Linked DNA regions of Homo sapiens: region 1 is linked to region 2. A link is a contact called in ENCODE Hi-C or POLR2A ChIA-PET data. All regions are on one chromosome and are shown on one strand. The core of a region is the stretch at or near the end of the contact, and the rest is flanking DNA. Distances in the headings are between cores, read along the strand shown.

Region 1 (5,530 bases), core at 1,273-3,772, 390 kb before region 2:
AGGCTCTTGCTGTTGTCCTGGGGAGAGACAGCGATGGCTTGACTACAACACTGGGGAAGAGGGGATGGAGAGAAGTGGATGGGTTCATTTGAGAGGATAAAGTTATCTGGGTCTGGAGATGGAGTAGATTGGGGTGACAGAGACAGAGACACCAAGGCTTCTGCCTTAAAGAGTAGTGGGACAGTGTGCTCTTGGCCAAGATCAGAGCCCTAGAAGAGGTTTAGAGAGGAAGATTATGGACACCTTTGGCCACTGTGGGTTTGTCATGCCTATGAGACAGCCAAGAGAGCAGGCCAAGAAGGCAGCTGAATCCACAGGCAGGACTCCCGACTCCTACCCCAGTGTTCTTTACTTTATACTTGCCAACAACCTGGAACCAGGGAAACTCCCTGTAAGTCCAGGAGAGGGCAGATCCAAATAGGAGAAATCCTACTTGACACCAAGGAGAAGAAATTGATGGAACACATCAACCCAAGAAGTCTAGACGACAGAACTGTAACTCAGGTCAAATGAGTCCATAAGTGCAGAGGTGATGGCTATCATGACCAATCTAGGACTCCTAGGACAACTGAGGGGAGTCCCTCATCTTTGTGAACGTCACCAGGGAAGGAAACGAGACCCTGCCACCAGCTGTTCCTTGGGGCCCTGTCAGTTTGAGACTGGATGGACCACGGTGGGGTCTGTGGGGGCAATTCTGATATTCCCAGGTCAGTACCTTCTGCCGTGATTCTGGGGGAGAACACTTCTTAAACAGTATGCCAGGCCCTGGAACAGGCATTTCATCTTTGCTATCTCATTTAATTTCACAACTTCCTTGCCGGGCAGGTTTTGTTGGACTCAGGGATGGAGACACAAGGCTCAGAGAGGCCAAAGACAACGATGTGAAGTCCAAAGTCAGACAGTGACTATGAGGAGGAGGTAGAATTCAAAGAGAGAAAGCCTTTCCATTAAACTGAATACAGCAAGAGGTCTGGGCTCTATTCCCAGAAGGGAAGGTTTCTACACGTGCCCTATAGAACTCTGCTTGTCCACCTTTCAGAGAGTCGGCGGGCAAAGACTGTGCCCTGCTCCCCAACTACGACCCTACACCTCCAACAATGACCCTAGGAAAGCCCGAACCTTCCTCCCTCCCAAGAGGAAATGTGGGCAAGGACCAGCTTGGTTGCTACAGGCATCATGCTCCACAGAAAATTCTTCTGTCCCCAAACCCCCAAAGTTTATAGGGTTTCCAGGTACCAAGAGCAATCTCTCATCATTGCCTCCTGGCCCCACGCACAAAGGGCTGGGTGTGTTTCCTTACAGCCACTCTAAATTATACAGCACAGCCTTTCTCCACACGAAGCAAACGTCTAGGAAAGAGGAGACGTTTCACATTTTTCTCCCCTAAATCCCAGCCCAGCCTGGGGGGTTCTAAGCCCCCATCTCCCAACTGGGCTCTAGACACACACCAGCAATTTTTCACCAGCATCGCCCAAGACATTGGTATTCTCTTTGCAGCGACTCGCCTAGAGCACGCTGGCCTTGACCGGAGAGAGGTCATTGGCCGCTAAGTTTCTGCAGTTTCTGCATAGGAGAGTACCTTGGGGACTGCGAGTGGGGGGTGGAGGCTACGCTCCGGAGAGGTTTCCCGAAGAGTCTACACCGCAACTGACACTTAAAACGCATTCCAGAAATGCCCTCCGGCTCGGCCACGCTTCGCGGGCAATCGCGAACCGCGATGGAGAAGGCTTCGTCGCATCCCAAAGGACGCCTCCCACCTTCATCCCCGAGCACCCCGCAGCAGCCCCCGGCGCGGGGCCGAGGGCGTCCGCGAGAACTAGGCCGGCGGCCGCGGCGAGCCCTCTGGCGTCGGCGTCCGCGCCCCGCCCCGTCCGTGTCACCGCGTTCTCATTCCGAGCGCTCGGCCCGGGCCGCCACTCCCATTGGTCGGCGGCCACGTCCGTCAGCGGGCGCGCCGCTTGCGGAGAGAAAAGGCTACATTGTAACAAGGCGAGGAGCGAGCGAGCTGGGAGGAAGGAGGCGGAGGGCGGCCCCCGGCTCCCGCGGCGGCGGCAGCTACCTGCCGAGGGTTCACCCACCTCGCGGCCACGGCGGGCCGCCCCCCACCCCGCGCCGGCGCCGTCCGGACCCCCGCCCCGCGCCCGCGCCGAGACCCCCGGCCGCCCCCGCCCCCAGCCGCCGCTCCCGGCCCCCGCACCGGCGGCCCCCGCGCTCGCTGGCAAACTGCCGAGCGCTCTCCGAAGCCATTTTCAATGGCCACATTGGCTACCGGGGCTGACTCACCTTCCCGGGAATGCTGCGGCAGCCGCGGGGCCCGGGCGGCGAGAGCGGCCCGGCGGGCGGCTCGGCGGAGGCGGCGCGGCCTCGGCTGGCGGCCCCCGCGGAGGGAGCGGCCGCGCTGCGGGCGCGCTGGTCCCCGGCGAGGCAAAGTTTCAGCGCCAGCCTCGGCGCGGCGGCGGCGGCGACTCGCTGCTGCTCTCCTCCCCTGCTTTGACCACCATCTTATTAGTACAGGAAATGACATGGAAAACGGAAGAAAGCGGCGTTTGGGGCAGACGCGGACCCCCCAATTCAGGGGCCGGAGCCGGGACTCACCAGCCGCGTCCCGACCCGGCCCCGGAGAAAACTCCCGGGGCCCCTTAGGCCCGCGCCCTGCCCGGAGGGGGGAACCCGGCTCTCCAAACCCAAAGGGAGAGGGAGCGTTTTATAATCCAGCCCGTGGAGAAATCGAGAAAAAAATAGATGAAAAAAAGAAAAGGTTAAGAGAGAACTTTCGAACTGGGATACTTTTTTGGGGTCAGAAGTAAAAGTTCTCAAATTTTAATAAAGTCATTGTGAGGGGGGCTCCCTGGCTCTCCCGGTCGCGTGGCTGTCCATTTGGAACCAAATAGTCGGGGGGAGTCGACGCGTTTGGATTTTTAACCCTTTCAGGGCTCCGCGGCTGGCCCCCTCCCGGTCCCATTTAACCCTTTGAATGCTCAGCAGTTTGGAGATACAAACTGAAGTTGCGAGACGCAGGCGTCCCGCGAAGGCTGAGGGTGAGGGGCTTGGGGTTCGTTAAAAATATTAACTCTTTATGTGGGGTTGCGGTTTTGTAGTCACGAATCGCACATGTTCTTCAAGTCAAAATATGTTACAGAGGGAGAGAGATTCTGAGAACTGGAGGGGCTGGTCCCTGGCTGGCTTGGAAAAGATGTTTAAGCGGCATTCACTTGCTCGATTCCTCAGTTTCTCCATCTGTGAAATGGGATTCGACATCACAGAGAGGGGGTGAAGAGGGAAAGACTGGGCCGGGGGTGGAATTGTCACAGAGTGCTTGAGTGCTTGACATGCTTTCCTGAGCGCCTGGAAAACTGACAGGTTGCGATGGGGCTGGAAGCCTTGGAGGAGGGCAAGGGACACTGCAGGGTGGCGTAACCAGGACAACCATTCCCCAATCAACCCCTTTCTCGTGGCGTCCTCTACAAGTCCTGTGGCCCAATGGCGACGTCTCTCCTACCAAGGGAGGATGCTCTGTGCAAGCTCCAAAATTGGGGCAGTAAACCCCAGTTGGTGATTCCCAGGAAGGCACCTGGGCGAGGCGCTGTCCAGTGCTTTCCCCAAACATCCACGAAGCCCTGCAAGAGTTGCCCAGACGGCCCCCAGAGGGTACTACCCCAGGGAAGCCTCCTCCCAAGGCGGAAGGAGTTCCGTGTCAACCTTGCTGCTGGCGATCCGCAGATGGGCGTTCATGGTCAGATGGGCGTTCATGGTCAGATGGGGGTGCTCATGGCTTTTGGAATCTGGATGTGGAGCTGGAGGCGGTGGGGGTGATGAGGGAGGGAGCACTGTGGGTACCACATCATTTGTTTCCCTTGACTCTGGCGTCACAAACACAGCTTCTTGGAATCTCATGCCTGTTACTGGCTGTGTGATCTGGAGCAACTGGCTTCACCTCTCTGAGCCTTTATTTCCCACATCTGCAAAGTGGTGCACAGTAATACCCACGTTCCTGGCTCTGTGTAAGGAGCCATGAGAGTGTATTTAAAGGGCCCAGCACCCAGCTGCTCTCAGTAGATGCTCAAGAGACAGTAACAACCCTATCGTTATATGAGGTTCAATGCAACTGTAAGTTTCCTGAGTATTTCTCTGCTTGGTGCCAGGCAGAGTGTCGGGTACTGGGGGACGGGGGTTGGGGGAGGGGTTCCACGATTAGAATGACAAGATCCTTCAGGCAGGTCTTGGTCTGCCCAAGAGATGAAGGCACTCGCAGATAACTTCAATTAATTCAGAACTGAATGCACCTCCAGTTGCACTGAGCATGGTTTTGGATGCCAAGTGCCCGGCCGAGAAAAGAGCACTGAGGAAGGAGCCATTTGTTGTTCCTTTTGAGGAGAAAGATTCACCAAGGAAGTAATGTCAGAGGTAGGCCTGGAATTTCCACCAATGGTAGGATGGCATTGCCAGGAAGGCAAAGAGCAGAAGCAAAGACCTCGAGGCGTCAACGTACCCAGGGTGTTGGACATGTGTCCTGCAGTGACTGGGGTAGAGGGTGAGGCAGAGATATCGGAGATGAGGGCAAAAAGAGAAGTAGATAAAGGAGGGGAGTGGTCCCATCCTCCAGAGAGCAAAAAGATCTTTAAGAGAATGAGCTGGCAAGTTGGAAGTGAGGTAAGGAGGGAATTTCTTGTGGCATTGGTTTTCTATTTAAATCTCCCCATCCATTTCTATCCTGGCTTCCTTTGCCAGGAAGCCGTAGGTCCTCAGCTGCATCTGTAGGGTGAGACTGGGTCCTCAGGCATTGCAGGCTGGGGAGTCAGCGCTTCAGGCGTCACACTGGGACTTGTCCAGGGGCTGTGGGGAGCAAAGAGATGCGGTGTGATCCAGAGACCCAGGTCTGAGTCCCAACCTGTCGCCTGAGGCATTTGACTTGTCCTCTTTGGGGGCCAGTGTTTTCCTGCATGGCATGAAGAGTTGGGACCAGGGGTTCTATATTTTGCCCTCAAGAAACTGCCCCTGTAGTTACATAGTCAAGGCCAAGGCACAGGAAGGAATCTGAAACAAGGCTGGGGGAATTGTTGGAAACATCTCAGAAGGGAAGCCCTAGGCAGTTGGAGGGTTGACACATGTGCTCTGGGTCAATGTGGGCAGAAAGTGGGCAGAAAGTGGTCCCAGACCCTGAGTGTGATCACCACGGACAAGCAGTCTAGACAAAGCACGTCTTGTGAGGCAGTGCCTCAGTTTCCCTCTGTGGGCTGAGTTGGGCCTGAAAGTCAGAAGTAGGGATGAGATAAGAGCTCCACTGGCATTTCCTGAGAACTTAAGGGAAGGGGAAGGAGAACAGGATTGAAGCGAATAGGGCATATGGTACACACCTTCTGGGTTATTACCATCTATACTCAATAATCTCAATAATCCAAGAAGGATATCATCATCACTATTTTTTGCAGGCAGAGAAACCATGTTCAGAGAGGTTAAGAGACTTGCCCAAGGTCACACAGCTAGTTTGAGGCAGGGTGAGATTCAAACATAGGTCTGCCTGACTCCATTG
Region 2 (5,901 bases), core at 2,661-5,160:
CAGACCAAGGCTTTTCTGTTCTCAGTTTCACCATGGAATGTGGTGATTGATCCTAGTACTTGTGGATTTAGACTTTGTCCAAAAGATTATCGAGGGCAGAGGGAAGGTAATCACCCTAGGAAGCGATCTCCTTATCACGGTCCCAAGACTGTGGTGGGTATGGGGGAGGCTGAGGTCAGGGAGGGGTCCTTGATACAGATTCCATGAGCCCTCATGACCCTGCCTGGAGCCCCCAGGAGCTCTACTCTTCCTTGAAGGGCTCACTCCCTGCCATCCATCAACACTCACTTCCTGCACCAAGGTGGCCCCGTTGCCCTCACCCATGAGTAAATGTCTAGGGGTGAGGACAAGAGTGAAGCCACCCTTCTCCTGCCCTGCACCCCTTGGGCAAGAGCTGAGAGCCCTCTCACATGGAAGTGGTGGTTTGGAGGGCAGGAAGAGAAGAAGAGAGAAGAGTAGACCCTCTTGTTCGAGTAAGTGAAGATGCCACCCTGCCATGTTGCCACATCATACCTCTTTCCACTGGTGTCTTTCCCTTTGGGCCCAGAGGTGCCAAGGTTCTCTTACAGTGTCCTCCTGACAGTAGCTTCTGGATACACTCTAGAGAAAGAAGAGAGAGAAACACATTTCAAAAAGGCAGGAGTCCTTGGGGACCACCTCAGTCCACATGTGGCTCCCACTCCCCAAGGTCTCCTTTCCCCACTTCCATTACTGCAAGCACAGAAGCCAGACGGGGCACCCATGACTGGTGATATGGTTTGAATGTGTCCCCATCAAATCTCAAATTGAATCATAATTCCCAGTGTCGGAGATGGGGCCTCAGATCTCCATCCAGGCAGGTGGGAGGTGATTAGATGATGGAGATAGTTTCTCATGAATGGGTTAGCACTGTCCCCTCAGTGCTGTTCTCATGATAGTGAGTGAGATACCGTGAGATCTGCTTGTTTAAAAGTGTGTAGCACCTTCCCCTCTCTCTCTCTTTCTCCTGTCCCTATCTGTCACTATGCGTGCTTCCCCTTCCACCATGATTGTAAGTTTCCTGAGGCCTCTTCAGAAGCAGATGCTGTCATGCTTCCTGTACAGCCTATAGAACTGTGAGCCAATTAAATCTTTTTTTATATATAAATTACCCAGTCTCAGGTATTTCTTTACAGCAGTGCAAGAATGGACTAATACAGCTGGAAAGGCAGGACTAAGCACCAGCCCCACAAAGCTTCCCAGGATAGCGTCCCCAGAGCCTGTGAATGGGGGCATATTTTCAATCTTCCCAAGTCAGCCCGGAGCCTATATATCCATGTGATGGCATTGAACATGCTAATCAAAACATCACACTGTGTTTCTTTGCTTCCAGCTAGAATATTATCAACTTGGTGTGGGAACTCCAGTTTCCTCAGGCTGAAAAAAAGGCTTTCTGAGTCATTTTGAAACTAGGAAAAAGAATTAATCATTGCCTAATGAATACAGGCTCTTTGGGCAGACCCAACACTTTCAAGATCTGCTATCCATGAAGAGATAAGTAATAGTAAGGAAAGTCTCCGGTGGTAAAAAAAGAATTCAGTTCCAGAATGCCAGTGGGGTTAGAAGTCCAGCCTCTCCAACCCTTCCCTTCTGTCAGTTTGATGAAGCATCCCCAGGTCACCAGAGAAGGATCAAATTCACCATGTCCAGGCCACATACCTGCCAGCAGAGACAGGCCAGTCCCAAGAGATTGGCTCAGTCACATGCACAGCTGAGAAATAAGAGCAAAACTTACAGCCTCCAGAGCACAGGGGAGAAAGCGAAGTTCCCCAATCTCTCCCCTCCCAGGCTCCTCCTGCCCTCAGAGACTAGCTGCACAGTGGAAACCCTGATCAAGTTTCAGGTCTCTCGAATGATAATGATGATCAACCTGATGCCCCTTACAACCCCAGGAGAAAGTGTCACCACTTCAGGAATGAGGACTGTGAGCTCAGAGGAGTTAAATAACTTGCCCAAGGTTACACCACTGAAATGAGTCTGAGCTGGGACTAGAACTTTGGCTGTGGGAAGTCAAGCCCGGTGCTAGTGCCATCTCCACAGTGGGAGGGATGTTGGTTTCCGTAGTGTAGTGGTTATCACGTTCGCCTCACAGTGGGAGGGATGTAAGCAGGAAGGTGATGAGTTCGAGGTCTACCCCACAGACCCCAGCATCAGGGCAGCTCAGGCATGCAAGGGAGTCTCTGAACTCCCATTAACTGATGGAAAATAGGGATTGGCTGGAGGATGGGACCTCATTTTATTTAGCTATCTGGGCCTCAAATGTCCATCCAGGCAGTGTCAGCGCAGGGGGACCTCATGCATCATGAACCAGACTAAGGCTACAATCAGAGGAATTTGTTACATTTATAAACCCATAAACACACACACACAAACACACACACACACACACACATATGTGTATATATAGGTATGACCTTGGGCAAGTTATTTATACATATATAAATTTTTCATTTTTAACTACAAAAGTACATGTGCTTCCTTACCAGCCATCCTGTTTAACAGAGAGAACCACTGCAAACGCTCTGGAGTGAGACCCTCTAGACTTTATTCTACCTAATCAAATACGTGTATGCATGTGTGTGTAAGCATGTACCTATGTGAGCACACATGCAGTGTGACTTTTTACAAAAGTGGGATCTTACCACACACATTCTGCAATATCATTTGTCAATGATATCATGTCCAAAATGGATCTTGAGTCCTTTTCATAGCTGCACAGTATCCCGTAGTACATGTGGGCCATAATTTATTTACCATTTGTTTATTTCCCACCATGGCTGTGTCGAATATTTCCATTTCTGGCCTCTATAGCCTTGCTGCAATGACCCCTTGGGTGCCCATCTTGGTGTAGAAATGTTCATGCAATTCCAAAGCCCAGAAGTTTAGAAGTTGGCAGAGGAGAGGCTGGCCACATCCCGCCTTTGGGTAGTGCTGACAAACTGCCTTCCCAAAATGCTGGATTGAGTCACCTCACAGTGCAGGGCAGAAGGAACCCCTTTTCTTTGATGTAAACTTGAACCCAGGGTTCTGCCTATGGAATGGCTTTCCTAGGCACATTCCAGTGGCCTGGTAAGCCAAGGGCCCTGGACAAAGGGAGGCGTGTGGGACTTGGCTGGCGCAGATGTCCCTGCTCTACTGTCTGCAGCATCGCAGAGGAACTCGGGCCTACCTGAGCCAGGAACTGCATTTATTGGCTCAGAACTGATAATGAGCTTTTATGAGCTCCAGGGACTGCACGGAACACGTATTAGTGTCAAGAGTGCCTGTCAGCCACGCAGCCTGGGTGAATGTCACACATTAACGGAATTAAAAGCTGCAGCCATGCCGGGAAGGAGCTGCGGGCTGCATGTCAAGAGGTGTGGGCAGCGCCTGTCAATAACAAAATTACTTTCCAGGTTTTGCGCTCCAGAGCCTTAAGCTGTCTCCCGTCTTCGGTGGAATTTTGCCTTCCTGCAGCCTCAGAGGAGATTAGTTTATTACCAGCCTGCCAGAAGAGGCAAAACCCAGCACTAATCCTAATTCCCATTTAAGCAAATCTGCATTGTGTGAGGGAAACCAGCTGGGCTGAGAATGTTTTCCCCCTTGCCCATGAGATCTCATTGCAGTCCCCTCCTCTCTGCGGGGGAGGGGAGTCACTACAGATGTTAGAGCCAGAGCTGTCCTGGGAGATGGAGAAAAGAATCCCAAGGTTTAGGGCTAAGAGCAGGAACGGGTCCTGGGTGCAAGTGGCAGAGTGTAAGCCTGGTGGGCAGGCGACAGGGGTCACCCTTGACCCGATTAGTCTTGGGCTTTGGGAAGTCCCGACAACCCTCCCAGCCCCAGACTTGATCTTGCTCTGTGCACAGTTCTCCCGAATGTTTGGGGTGGCACAGGTTGAAATCCTAAATCAAATTCTTACTAGCTGTGACCCAGAGCAAGCGACCTATCTACGTCATGCCTGGACTCCTCAGCTATGACACAGGGCTAACAACAGCTGATGACTCACAGGCTGTTGTGAGATTCGATAAGAAATGTGTAGCAGGATTTAGCAGAGAGCCTGGCACACGATATCATGGCTCTTGAATGGAAGTCTCCATGGATTATAATGACACCATAATTTTAAGTACTTCTAAGAAACAGAAAACACTACCAATTAATTAAATTAACTATGATATCACTTTTTGCACAATGCATCCTGGTTTTAGAGACATTAAGATGTTAAAAAAAAGTGTGCCTTAGAATCTGCAAAATACCAGAGCTTAATAGGTGGCAGTAACTACGATGAGTATAAGCCAATTTCACCCATTTTGCAAGGCCTGGCTCAAAAGTTAGAGCTTCTTCCTCCTCTTCTTTCTTCCAAACTAGGGGTGGAGCTCTCAATTTACAAGAAAAATTTGGTCAGCCCACTTCAGTGTCCTGGATGAGGCCCAGATGAGAAACTTTAATATGTCTCCTGATGTTTCCTACTCTACTGTTACTGTTTTAATTGAAATATAACATACATACACAATAGCACACACACCATGAATATATACCCCACTGAATTTTCACAAACAGAGCATCCCTGTGCAACCAAAACCCAGATCAAAGACTCTTGTCTATTTCCCAGCTACTGATTCTATTCACCTCATGTGTCCCAAAGCAGCCTTGACTCTCCATCCTCATAGAACCTGCCAGTCCCTGGCTGGGCTCACCCTCCTTACTGTTGTCTGCTTGCTGCACACGGCTCCTGGCTGGTCTGCCAGCCTGCAGCCTTTGTTCCCCGCTCTGCCCTCTCCTTCATTGTCAGAGTGAGCCCATAAATGGAGAGCACTGTGTCTGTCTCCTGCTTTAGTGGGTTCCCTGGCCTCCCTTTGTCTAGACACAAGGCCTTTTATCATCTGATCCCCAATTCCTTTCCAGGCCCACCTTTAAGTCTTTGCCATATGCAAAGACCCCACAGTAAAAGTGAACTCACCTGGACTCAAAGTGTGCTCAGCCCAACTTCCCTGATGTTTGCTCTTCCTGGAATTCCTCTCTTCCTTTCCTAACCCTGAGTTTCACCCCTCCCCTCACTTGGCAAACTCCTAATCATCCTTCAAAACCTTCTTTCAGTTAACTCCTTTGTGAAACCTTCCCACTCTCTCAACAGGCATAAGTCATTGTTCTCCGGGCTCACATCACAAATTGTGTGTATAGGTAATAGTATATTTTTTGCTCATGTGATTTTTCCCACCTACCAGACTATGAGTTCCTCAAAGATATGGGTGGTATCTTACTCCCTCTGAGTCTCAGTTCCTGACTCTGCAAATAATAGCTGGATGGATAGACAGTTGCTAGGAGAAATGGATGGATGGGTAGTGAATGGATTTATAAAAGAACTTGAATGGTAGAAAGAAGGAACTAGGCTATAATTGGTTGAGGGATGGGAAAATGACTGGGTGGATGGAGAGATGGATGAACACAGGGATGAATAGAAGGACAGAGGGAAGACAAGTGGATCTATAAAACAATGAGTTAAATGAATGTGGGAAGGCAGAACTAGGTTAATGGTGAGAAAGAGAGAGAGAATGAATGACCCTCAACTACTTGTATAATTTTCTCTAGACCCTGAGAAACTGAGACTCTTAGGACTCTGAAGAGCCTAGCTTTAGTCTTCCAGAGTCAGTAGGTCTGAGGAGAGACCACGTCGTCAAACACCATCACCCCCTAGCTCACCCCACTGTACCACTTGTTGTATCCATAGATCTACAGGTAAGGCCTTCGGGAAGGAATGGTCAGAGCTGCCTCTTGTCTTGGCCTTTGCTGACCCAGGTGCTGAAGAATTAAACAGTGCCACAAGGAGACCAAAGCTTTCCTGTGTCTAAGCCAAGCTCCAGTATGCAGGGCAGTTGCTTTGCCAACTGTGTTCAATAAGCCAGCTTG

Evidence for each region. Hi-C counts contacts between places; a loop is a spot of excess contacts on that map. ChIA-PET counts read pairs that join two places held with the same protein, here RNA polymerase II (POLR2A).
Region 1: a loop to region 2 is called in a map of endothelial cell of umbilical vein, with 6 times the contacts of the local background. The contact joins the promoter of PRDM11 here to the enhancer-like site in region 2. A Hi-C loop is called at or near these places in 1 of 168 maps with a recorded cell type or tissue (endothelial cell of umbilical vein). POLR2A ChIA-PET finds 5 or more read pairs at or near these places in 1 of 52 experiments (WTC11).

Annotation. Positions count from the first base shown.
Region 1 is chr11:45,143,631-45,149,160 of GRCh38, reverse strand. PRDM11 (PR/SET domain 11) reads right to left here and starts at 2,522. Exons shown (of 8, transcript NM_001384648.1): 1 at 2,284-2,522. LOC105376652 (a long non-coding RNA gene) reads left to right here and starts at 2,378. Exons shown (of 6, transcript XR_931241.3): 1 at 2,378-4,107. RefSeq lists silencers at 1,772-1,961, 2,042-2,121.
Region 2 is chr11:44,759,125-44,765,025 of GRCh38, reverse strand. TSPAN18 (tetraspanin 18) reads right to left here. Exons shown (of 10, transcript NM_130783.5): 2 at 514-600. Among named protein-coding and RNA genes, the nearest start is that of TSPAN18-AS1, 25 kb to the right of the region's middle. Within about 2 kb of position 3,910, at least 10 of the 41 ENCODE cell types and tissues checked have a DNase peak (open chromatin) inside an H3K27ac peak, as active enhancers do.